2 separate regions of the Homo sapiens genome follow, and region 1 is linked to region 2. Evidence: read pairs that join two places in POLR2A ChIA-PET (ENCODE). Cell type or tissue: K562. All regions are shown on one strand. Each heading gives the region's core, and the rest is flanking DNA. Links, peaks and the distances in the headings are about the cores only. Region 1 has its middle 5.1 kb from the start of SFT2D2. Region 2 has its middle 14 kb from the start of TIPRL.

Region 1 (5,383 bases), core at 264-5,263, 56 kb before region 2:
TATATCCTTATAAGAGGGAAGCAGAGGGAGATTTGACACCAACAGAAGAGGAGAAGGCACTGTGACCACAGAGGCAGAGATGGGAGTGATGCAGCCACAAGCCAAGGAATGCCAGTAGCCACTAGAAGCTGGAAGAGGCAAGGAAAGGATTCTCCCCTAGAGCCTCCAGAGGGAGCATAGTCCTGCCAATAGCTTGTTTTCAGCATTTCTGGCCTCCAGAACTGTGAGAGAATCCATTTCTGTTGCCACCAAATTTCTGATATGTAACAGCAGCTGCAGGAAACTAATGCCCATGTTCCCTACCACCTACAGATAAATTGCTGCTGACTTCTCAGCAACACATACCTTCCTCTTTGGGTTCATCTCTCTCCTTTCTCTCACATACTCCAGGCTCCAGGCATAGGAGACTGTAGTTCCTGAACTCATTGTGTTCCCTACCTTGTCCTGGAAAACACCTACTCTTTTCCATCCTTGTCCCTTTCCCTTCCCCTAACACACAGTTCTCTCAAGTCACCTTATTCTTACCTCCACCATAACACTTAGCACAATATGCTCCATTTGTTCACATTAGGGTCCCTATGGGGCATAGATCTTATTTGTCTTTCCATCCCCAGTGCCAAGCACAGTGCCTGGAACGTATAGTAGGTGCTAAATAAATAGTAACCTACTCTAGTCATTGGCCAGGCGCGGTGGCTCATGCCTGTAATCCCAGCAGTTTGGGAGGCTGAGGCAGGTGGATCAGGAGGTCAGGAGTTTGAGACCAGCCTGTCCAACATGGTGAAACCCTGTCTCTACTAAAAATACAAAAAAATTAGCCGGGCATGGTGGCAGTCGCCTATAATCCCAGATACTCTGGAGGCTGAGGCAGGAGAATCACTTGAACCTGGGAGGCAGAGTTGCAGTGAGCCGAGATCGCCCCATTGCCCTCCAGCCTGGGCAACAAGAGCGAAACTCCGTCTCAAATAAATGAATAAATAAATAACCTACTCTAGTCACTGGTCACATTCTCATTCCCCACTGTGCAATGCAGATGCAAACAAGTCCTCAAGGCTGAGTGATGTACTCCCTCACAGCCTTTCTGTACCTCTGTTTTGCCAGGATGAACAAACAGGAAGCTTTAGATGAAATTTTATGTGCGCTCTATTAAATTTCACCCTCCTCTCAGCAAAAGCTAAACACAAAAAAAGTTCTTACAAAGTCTCTTAGAAGTGTGTGTGCAAGGAAGCTCTAAGGAGTTAGCTTCCAAGGAATAGGAAGTAAGGCAGTTCTCTGAGCATTATTAATGCATGAAATTAACACAGAATTCATCAGGGTGGACATATTCCTACTTGGTTATTAAGAAAAAGCCCTTAGAAAATCATGATTGAATACCTTAATGTATCTAGAATAGGAAAAGGAGAAGGAAAGGAAGGCCATTCCTCAAACTGGTTAATCCTAGGGGCTAGGAAAAGGAGACTCCTAAGGCAGTGTTGGCAAAGCCCATTTAAGCACAGCACAGGTCAGACATAGTTCTGGTGTCTGAGTCCCACATGAAGCAGGTTTATCCTTATCACAATTGTAAGAGCCTAGGCCACCATGCAAATCCTGAACTTTCTTCCTTTTTTTTTTTTTTTGAGATGGAGTCTCATTCTGTCACCCAGGCTGGAGTGCAGTGGCACGATCTCGGCTCACTCCAACCTCCACCTCCCAGCTTCAAGCGATTCTCCTGCCTCAGCTTCCCAAGTAGCTGGAACTACAGGTGTGCACTACAACACCCAGCTAATTTTTGTATTTTTTTAATAGAGACGGGGTTTCACTATATGTTGGCCAGGCTGGTCTTGAACTCCTGACCTCAGGTGATCCGCCCACCTCGGCCTCCCAAAGTGCTGGGATTACGGGCATGAGCCACCGCATCCAGCGTATTCTTTTATTTTGATTTCTTACATACCAAGAAGGCTTCTCCATTATAAAATCTGCTGCTCCCAGGAAGATGTCAGTCTTCTGAATGGTCACAATTCAGACCTTGAAGCCGTGAAGCCAAGAGACAGATCTTTGAAGGACACTTAGGGTTGTGCCATTCTGTGGATATTTGTAGGGGCAGCCAGGCCTCCCCTCTACTTCCAGTGGGTATTCTTGCCTTTTCTTCAGTCTTCCACATGAAGTAAATAAATGAAGTAGAAACCCTAGCTGAACCAATCAGGACAGTGCCTCTTGTTCTATTTTGGCATCACAGACCCTTTTGAGAGTATGATTGTCATGGAGCCTCTCCCCACCTGCCCCTGTGGGGAAAAGTGGCCCACACTACCAGCAGTGTCATATATGCCAGGCGTTCTGCCATGACTATGGGCCCTTGGTTGAAAACCCCAGGTTTAGAGAAAAACATTCAGATACACACCACCAGCCTTATGTATCGCTCCAAGCCCTAGATTGCTTTGTGTGTTCACCTGATTTTAGTGGTGGAGTAAGAGTTTAAATGATTTTTCCAAAGTCCCTTTGAGGGAGAGGCATGACCATTTAAAGGTAGGAAAGGAAGCTGAAAAGTAACTGTTTGATGTCAGTATTCTCATGGCCCCATGGCTTCTTTATCAATTACAATATAGCTGGCTGATAAACGAACTGTTGTATAGACAGGGATGAAAGAAACCATTTAAATCCAGGAGTGTTCAGAATTGCAGATAATAAGACTCTCCCAGTCATCACTGCAGGGAAGTAACTTTGCAATACATGAATGTTGTAAGGAGGGCTCTGATGCCCCACCTCATACCTGCTTGCCCGTGTACCAGCAATAGACATGAATCCCCGTGTACCAGCAATAGACATGAAGTTTGATATGCTTTGGCTCTGTGTCCCCACCCAAATGTCATCTGGAATTATAATCCCCACGTGTCAGGGGAAGGGCCTAGTGGGTGGTGATTGCATCACGTGGGTGGTTTCCCTTACACTGTTCTCACGATAGTGAGTTCTCATGAGATCTGATGGTTTAAAAGTGTGTGGCAGTTTCTCCTTCACTCTTTCTCCCTGACACCATGTGAAGAAGGTCCTTGGTTCCCGTTCACTTTCCATCATGATTGTAAGTTTCCTGAGGCCTCCCTAACTGTGCAGAACTGTAAGTAAATTACAATTAAGCCTTTTTTCTTCAAAAATTACCCAGTCTCAGGAGGTTCTTTATAGCAGTGTGAAAACAGACAGTCGTTTCTCTCCTCACGCCCTGCCGTGTGTGTGTGTGTGTGTGTGTGTGTGTGTGTGTGTGTGTGTGTGTGTAGGGGTGGGGGTTTCGGGGGGGAGCGCGGGGAGGATAGCAGAAAATGGCTTACAGAGAGAAATCCCCCCTCCCTCTGTCTCTGTACAGGGAAGCTGTTTTCTCCTTCCTTCCATCTTTCTTGACTGTTGAACTTTTCACTCCTTAAAACTACTCCACGTGTGTCCATGTTGTTTTATCAAAATTGGTGCGAGACTAAGGACCCTGGTGTTCGAACACTCCAGTCATCAGAGCTGTTTCAGTATTGGGAAGGGGGATCCAGCCATCAACCTGGAGCCAAACCCCAACCAACGAGATGCGACTATAAATGGGACACTCTGGGGCACGTTCCACAAGGTTCTGCAGAAGTCTCCAGCAAGATTAAGCCCCTTTTGACCACAGCTGCAATCCCCACATTCATGACCACGCCTTCTTTGCCTTTTCTTCCTGTCTCCCTTTCCCACTTTCTCACCTGTTCTTCCTGAGATTGCCTGTCAAACTGCCTGCCTGCCTCCCGATGCTTGTCTCAGGGTACATTTTGAAGGAAACCCAAACCAAGACGGGGTAGTATTTGCTGTAATGGGCTTTTATTTCTATCTTAGACAAATTCAGGTCTCAGAAAAACCTGGCACTTGTAAACCAAAAATAAAATTCTAAGGCCCTCCAACCATCAGAATGGGCCCCTCCTCTTGGCCCAGAGCATTCCAAAGTTAACCTGAAAATCTAGTTCAGGCCACAACAGGATGGTGGGGTCGAACATGCCTCAGTATGCCCTCCTGCCTTTTGGAATTCAGGAAAAGCTGACTAGTATTAACATCAATACAGACCTTAAGTCTGATAAAAGACATCTGCAATGTATTCTCTCTGAAGCCTCCTACTTGGAGGCTTCATCTGCAATATAAAGTCTTGGTCTCTATAACCCCTTTAGGGAAACCAGACATTTCTTTCTATTGATAAAACTCTTTCAACCAATTGCCCATCAGAAAATTTTTAAATTTACCTATGACTTGGAAGCCCCACTTCGAGTTGTCTTGCCCTTCCAGATCAAACCAGTGTAAATGTTACAAGTGTTGACTGTTGTATTATGTCTCCCTAAAATATATAAAAGCAAGCTGTGCCCCAGCCACCTTGGGCACATGCCATCACGACCTCTTGAGGCTGTGTCACAGGCGTATCCTTAACCTTGGCAAAATAAACTTTCTAAATTGATTGAGACCTGTCTCAGATACGTTTGTAGGTTCACACACTGTAACACTAATCCAGACTTAAAACCCACATGGGCATTTTCTCTGCCAGTGCCCTGCTACGGTTTGAATATGTCATATCCCCCAAAAATCACGTGTTAGAAACTCAATCCCCATACAACAGTATTAAGAGATGGGATCTTTATGAGATTATTAGGCCATGAGGACTCTGCCCTCATGAATATATTAATGCTATTATCACAGGAGTGGATCCCTTATAGAAAGACCAGTTCAGTCTCCTTTTCTCTCCCCTGCCCTCTGCCTTTTGTCATGGAATGACGCAGCTAAAAGGCCTTTGACAGATACTGGCCCATTGATCTTGAACTTCCCAGTTCCAGAACTGTGAGCCAATAAATTTCTGTTCATTTTAAATTACCCAGTCTACGGTATTCTGTTATAGGAGCACAAAACAGACTATGACATGCCATAAATACAACATACGTAGGAAAACACACATATCTAAAGATTTTATTATTATTATTATTATTTAGAGACAGGGTCTTGCTATGTTGCTCAGCCAAGTCTCAAACTCCTGGCCTCAAGCAACCCTTTCACCTCAACTTCCCAAGTGGTGGGGATTACAGGTATAAGCCACTGTACCTAGCTCTATCTAAAGATTTTTTACTGAAGAGTATCAATCTGAAATAATCAAAAGGATCAGGATCCAGTTTTAAAGAGCTTATTCAAGAGAAGCTGAAAGCCATTCCTGGATGCGCCCCTTCAGAGAAATGAGTTTAGTGCTTTGAAGTCAAAAGCTAAATTTTTTCTTATATAGGAAAAAGACAAATTTAACAAGATTACAACATTTTCTATACAAAACTGATTTATGAGTTATAACAAATTAATTAGTTACAGTTTGTTTCCATGTAGCTTGTTTTCTTTTCCTTATAACTGGTTTTTCATTTCCTTTCCAATTTTAAAG
Region 2 (5,383 bases), core at 312-5,311:
AAGCAGAGGCCTATCACTGCAGTGTGAGTTCCATGACTGATAGGGAAAGGAATGGAAGGGAAAGAAGGGGAAGGAAAGGTCCCAAGGAAAAGGTCCCAATGGGGTATTGCTATCATGGGATGAGATCAATCAGAGCAAGCTGAGCAGAGAAGAAAAAATTAGGCTTTGGCAAGTGGATTCTTCACTTGAAATGGGAAAAGTTGGCTGTGGCTCACTCCTGTAATCCCAGCAATTTGGGAGGTGGAGGCGGACCGATCACTTGAGGTTAGGAGTTTGAGACCAGCCTGGCCAACATGGTAAAACCCCATCTCTACTAAAAATACAAAAGTTAGCTAGGCACGGTGGTGTGCGCCTGTAATCCCAGCTACTTGGGAGGCCAAGACAGGAGAAAATCCAAGCTACTTGGGAGGCTGAGACAGGAGAATCACTTGAACCTGGCAGGCAGAGGTTGCAGTGAGCTGAGATTGCATCATTGCACTCCAGCCTGGGTGACAGAGTGAGACTCCGTCTCAAAAAAGAAAAAAAAAAAAAAGAAATGGGAAAAGTCTAAACAGGTGTGATGGTTAATACTGAGTATCAACTTGATTGGATTGAAGGATGCAAAGTATTGCCCTGGGTGTGTCTGTGAGGGTGTTGCTAAGGGAGATTAACATTTGAGTCAGTGGGCTGGGAAAGGCAAACCCACCCTTAATCTGGGTGGGCAGAATATAAAGCGGGCAGAAAAACGTGGAAAGACTACACCGGCCTAGCCTCCCAGCCTACATCTTTCTCCCATGCTGGATGCTTCCTGCCCTCAAACATCAGATTCCAAGTTCCTCAGTTTTGGGACTCAGACTGGCTCTCCTTGCTTCTCAGCTTGCAGATGGCCTATTGTGGGACCTTGTGATCATGTGAGTTAATACCTAATAAACTCCTATATATATATCTATATATATATATATATATCTCTCTAGAGATATATATAGATATATATATATCCCAGCATATATATTCATATATATCTATATATCCCAGCATATATATATATCCCACACACACACATATATGTGTGTGTGTGTGTGTGTGTGTGTGTGTATATATCCTATTAGTTCTGTCCCTCTAGAGAACCATGACTAATACAATAGGGGAGGGATTTAAGTGGCTAAGCACCAGGGATATGGAGTTAGGCTGCCTAGGTTCAAATCTTGGCTCTCCATTTGCTCATTGTGATGTGACCTCTGCCAAGCCTCACTTTTTTCATTTTTCTCATTATTATTTCTAGTAATAGCATACCTCATAGTATTGTTAGGAAGATTAAATGAGATATACACAAGTCCCTAACATAGTGCCTCTCAAAGGTGCTCACTCAATACACTATCCATTAGTATTATAGAGTAGCAGCAGTGGCCTTGTGCATTCACAGTGACGCTGTTTCTCAAAGTGTGGTGCTGGAGCTGCACGTACGTTAGAATCATCTGGAATGTTTGACAAAAATCAGATTCCTGTTGCTCCACCCAGAACTGCTGATTCAGAGTCTGTAAGCATGGGATCTAATTCAAGTGGTGGTCTTTGTTTTTAACAAGGTCCTCAGACTAATCTTATATACACTCAACTTGGAGACTCTGTGGACGAAGGCAATCACAGTAGCTACTTACAAGCCGGTACATTCACCAGAGAGAGAGAGCAGAATACACTTGGGTGAAATAGGATGTCCCTACAAGTTGGTAGGCACAGTGCTTTTCTTCTGTTAGCTGTGTGTGTGTGTGCATGCACACATAAACACACATGCACTCTGAGGAGAGAAGAGCTGGAAACTGGTAATAGTCATAATGATAATGATAACTATGATTTATTGGATACCTATTCTGTGCCAGACACCACAATAAGTGTTTTACAATTTGAGTTTAATTCTTAATATGAATAAAATTTAACTCATTCTTTTACATAAAAACATGTTATGATTTCAGATTCAGCTAACCGTATGCAGGTGAGACACCTGGATGTTACCACCATGAGAACATGACCCAGGAATCCTGCCAGTCTAGTAGCAGTTTACCCTAATTATAGCAAAGTGGGTTCAAATAATTAAAATAGCTCCTGAGGATGTCTTGCTAGGATGTTGGATGGATGGATTCTCTGCTGGACATTGAAGTCATCCATGATGATGGCAGGAAGGAAGGCAATGGTATGCCAGATACCAAAGCATTCAGTCAGGCTGAAGACAACAGTAAGGAGGAAACAGGCAGAGTGGTGGAGTTGGGTGTTATAGGCCTCAAGTGGTGGGGGGTTATACATGGAGGCAGAAAAGCAGTGGTCCTGAAGCATCACTGTGGAGTGAGGATACCGAAACCCACTACCATCTTGGAGGTATTTGGATGAGAAAGAATAAGCTGTCTAGCTCAGGAGGGCTGTAGGGAAGCAGTCCTCAGAGGAGAGTCAGATTTCCTTAAGGTAGGAGTTTGAAAGGGCAATCTGGCAACTTAAGAATTTCTCTAATAGTTTGTTTTTCACAGGATAAGGATACTGGAGGGTCCAGCAGATATTTGGAAGGAAGGAAAATGAGGAATTTGGGAAGAGCAAAACAAAACACAGAACAGGACCTAGATGGCAGGAATGATGAATGACATGGGGGAGTAGAGGCCTGGTGGGATTTTAGGCACCAAGTTTTCAAGCAGTGTTCGGGCATAACACTGCCTCATTGGAGTTGCCCAGGTAGAGTGGAAGGCGCCATGACACCAGCAGCTAATGGCTTTCTCTGTAGGTACAATGGGCCTGGGAGCATGACCTAGGTGGCTGGAGCTTACTCTATAGTTGCTGCAGCCCTACAGTGCAGGCAGAGGCCCCTTGAGAGTAGAGAACTCAACAGTGAACATTGAAACTACTGTAGAAACAGGCCCAGGGGGACGGAGGCTTTGTCAATAAGCATTACATTCCTGATATTAGTAAGTGGCACCTCTAACCCATGCCATCAGTCACCCAGTCTAGGATCCAGCGGGGGAGGGGGCACTGGTCAAGTCATCATACTCATCTGTCGATTCATCTGCTTAATAACTCTGGAATCTGTCCACCTCCCTTCATCCTATCATAACTGTGCTTCAGAGGCTCACAACTTCTCTCTGGGGTTACTACAGCAGCCTCCCAACTGTTCTCCCTATTCTCCCCTCCTCTAGTCCTTCCTCCACCCTGCAACCAGAGTGATTGTTCTGAAATACACCTGTGAGTATGTTGTGTATGTGGTTTTTTTTTTTTATTTTTGTGGGGGGCAGGGCTTTACAACCACTTTTTTTTTTTTTTTTGCTACTCTTAAGGTAAAGCTACTCTTAAGGTAAAGTAGCTGGGCATGGTGTTGCATGCCTGTAGTCCCAGCTACTTGGGAAGCTTAGGCAGGAGGATCACTTGAGCCCAAGAGTTGAAGGATGCAGTGAGCTATGATTGCAACACTGAACTGCAGCTTAGGCAACAGATTGAGACCCTGTCTCAAAAAAAAAAAAAAAAAAAAAAGATGAAGTAGATTCGTAAATATGGTCCCAAAGATCTGATGTTCTGGACTCTGCTTACTGCTCCAGACTCAACTGACAGTCCTTACCTCTGAGCTCCCATCATAGTGTGCTGTCTCTATTTTCTCAATACAATGCTATGATCTATTCTCTCTCTCTTCTCTCCTCTCCTTCCCTGTGCCCCATTATCTCAGTACTTGTTAGGTAACTAGCAAGATCACCTAATAAACTAATTTAAATAGGTGTGCTAGTGATTTGCATGCCACTCCAGTTTAATCATTAATGTATATTTTAACAGGGCTCTTCAATGCCTTCTTGCAAGGGTCAAGTATTTTTTTTTAAAAGTTGAGACCTTTGACTAGATTTCTTTATTTACTCAAAAGCATTTATTGAGAGTCAACTATAATACAGGCTCTGATTAATCAAAGATAAGGTAAGGTGCTTACTCTTTTTTTTTTTTTTTTTTGAGACAGGGTCTCACTCTATCACCTAGGCTGAAGTACAGTGGCACAATCACAGCTCACTGCAGCCTCGACCTCTTTGAGCTCAAGCAATCCTTCCACTTCTGCTTCCTGAGTAGCTGTGACTACAGGCACGTGCCGCTATGCTCTGCTAACTCTTTTTTTTTGAGATGGGACTTCACTGTTTTGGCACAGGCTAATCTCAAACTCCTGGGCACAAGCAATACTCCTGCCTTAGCCTCTCTAGGAGTGGGATTACAGGTGTGCACCACCATGCCTTGCTTGGGTGCTTACTCTTAAGGAATTTACTTCTACACCTAGAAGACAGATGCATAAATCTGTCATTAATGCAAATGGACATATGTATGAAGTGCTATGAGAATACAGAGAAAGGAGCTAATGACCAGACTGGAATGGTCATAGGATTCTCATGTGAAAGGCCAAGAAAGAAGGCCAAGATTCTCTCATGGAGAAGACATGAAGAAGGAACAGTGTAGTGTCTTAGGTGAACTAGAGGTAGTTTTAGAGACTACAACATATCAACATACCTTATTCCTATTCAAAAACCACTGGGGGGCCTAGAACGATGGTTCACACCTGTAATCCTAGCACTTTGGGAGGCCAAGGCAGGTGGATCACCTAAGGCTGGAAGTGAGAAACCAGCCTGGCCAACATGGTAAAACCCCATCTCTACCAAAAATACAAAAATTAGCTGGGCTTGGTGGTGCACACCTGTAGTCCCAGCTACTCGGGAGGCCGAGGCCGGAGAGTCTCTTGAACCTGGGAGGGGGAGGTTGCAGTAAGCCGACATCATGCCACTGCACTCCAGCCTGAGCGACAGAGTAGAGTCTGTCTCAAAAACAAACAAACAAAAACCCACTGGGGGTGGATTTGCTTCACTTGTGGGTTTGTCTATGTTTTTTTTTTTTTGGTCATGTTATAAATAAGCAGTTAATGAAAGTTTAATATCATTAGAATAAATAATTTTATAACATATTCCAAAAGAGAATTTTCAGAAAACTCAATTATTCTAAAATCTCAGTAATGAAATCATATTTCTAATAATACAAAATAATTTGGAAGGATTTGACAAATTTGGTTTCACCTTCCCTGCACAAACTCTGATGGGTCAAATGGGACCTAGGAACCTTCTGAAAGTCAGGAAAAGTCAGCCTAGAACTCAACTTTTCTTCCAGAATCCCCATGGTGGATAACCTATATGAAGATAAAGAGCATCTATAACACATATGAAAGAAATGGGGCTGGATCCACATAAACACAAATAAAATGACTAGATCTGAAAGTACTCTACTCTGTCCTATTTTCTGAACCATCATAGAAAGAATGAGCAATAAAATAATTGCTTTTGCATCCTACCAGTATAAGTCCACCTTCCAAATCAACTACACTGAACCAAACCATAGCTCTGCAGGTCTGTTTTTATAT

The links. ChIA-PET counts read pairs that join two places held together with the same protein. Peaks named below come from ENCODE experiments on the same cell type or tissue, not always from the same donor. Only the 100,000 strongest peaks of a DNase experiment are listed, where the experiment ranks them.
Region 1: POLR2A ChIA-PET joins it to region 2 with 5 read pairs; 11 of 35 experiments call an interaction of 5 or more read pairs at or near these places.

Annotation. Positions count from the first base shown.
Region 1 is chr1:168,218,217-168,223,599 of GRCh38, reverse strand. No RefSeq gene overlaps it. Among named protein-coding and RNA genes, the nearest start is that of SFT2D2, 5.1 kb to the left of the region's middle. RefSeq lists a cis regulatory region at 4,623-4,790. In K562, for the core only: no CTCF peak of the experiment used is centred there; DNase peaks (open chromatin) are centred at 2,879, 3,575 and 4,709.
Region 2 is chr1:168,162,570-168,167,952 of GRCh38, reverse strand. No RefSeq gene overlaps it. Among named protein-coding and RNA genes, the nearest start is that of TIPRL, 14 kb to the left of the region's middle. In K562, for the core only: no CTCF peak of the experiment used is centred there; no DNase peak of the experiment used is centred there.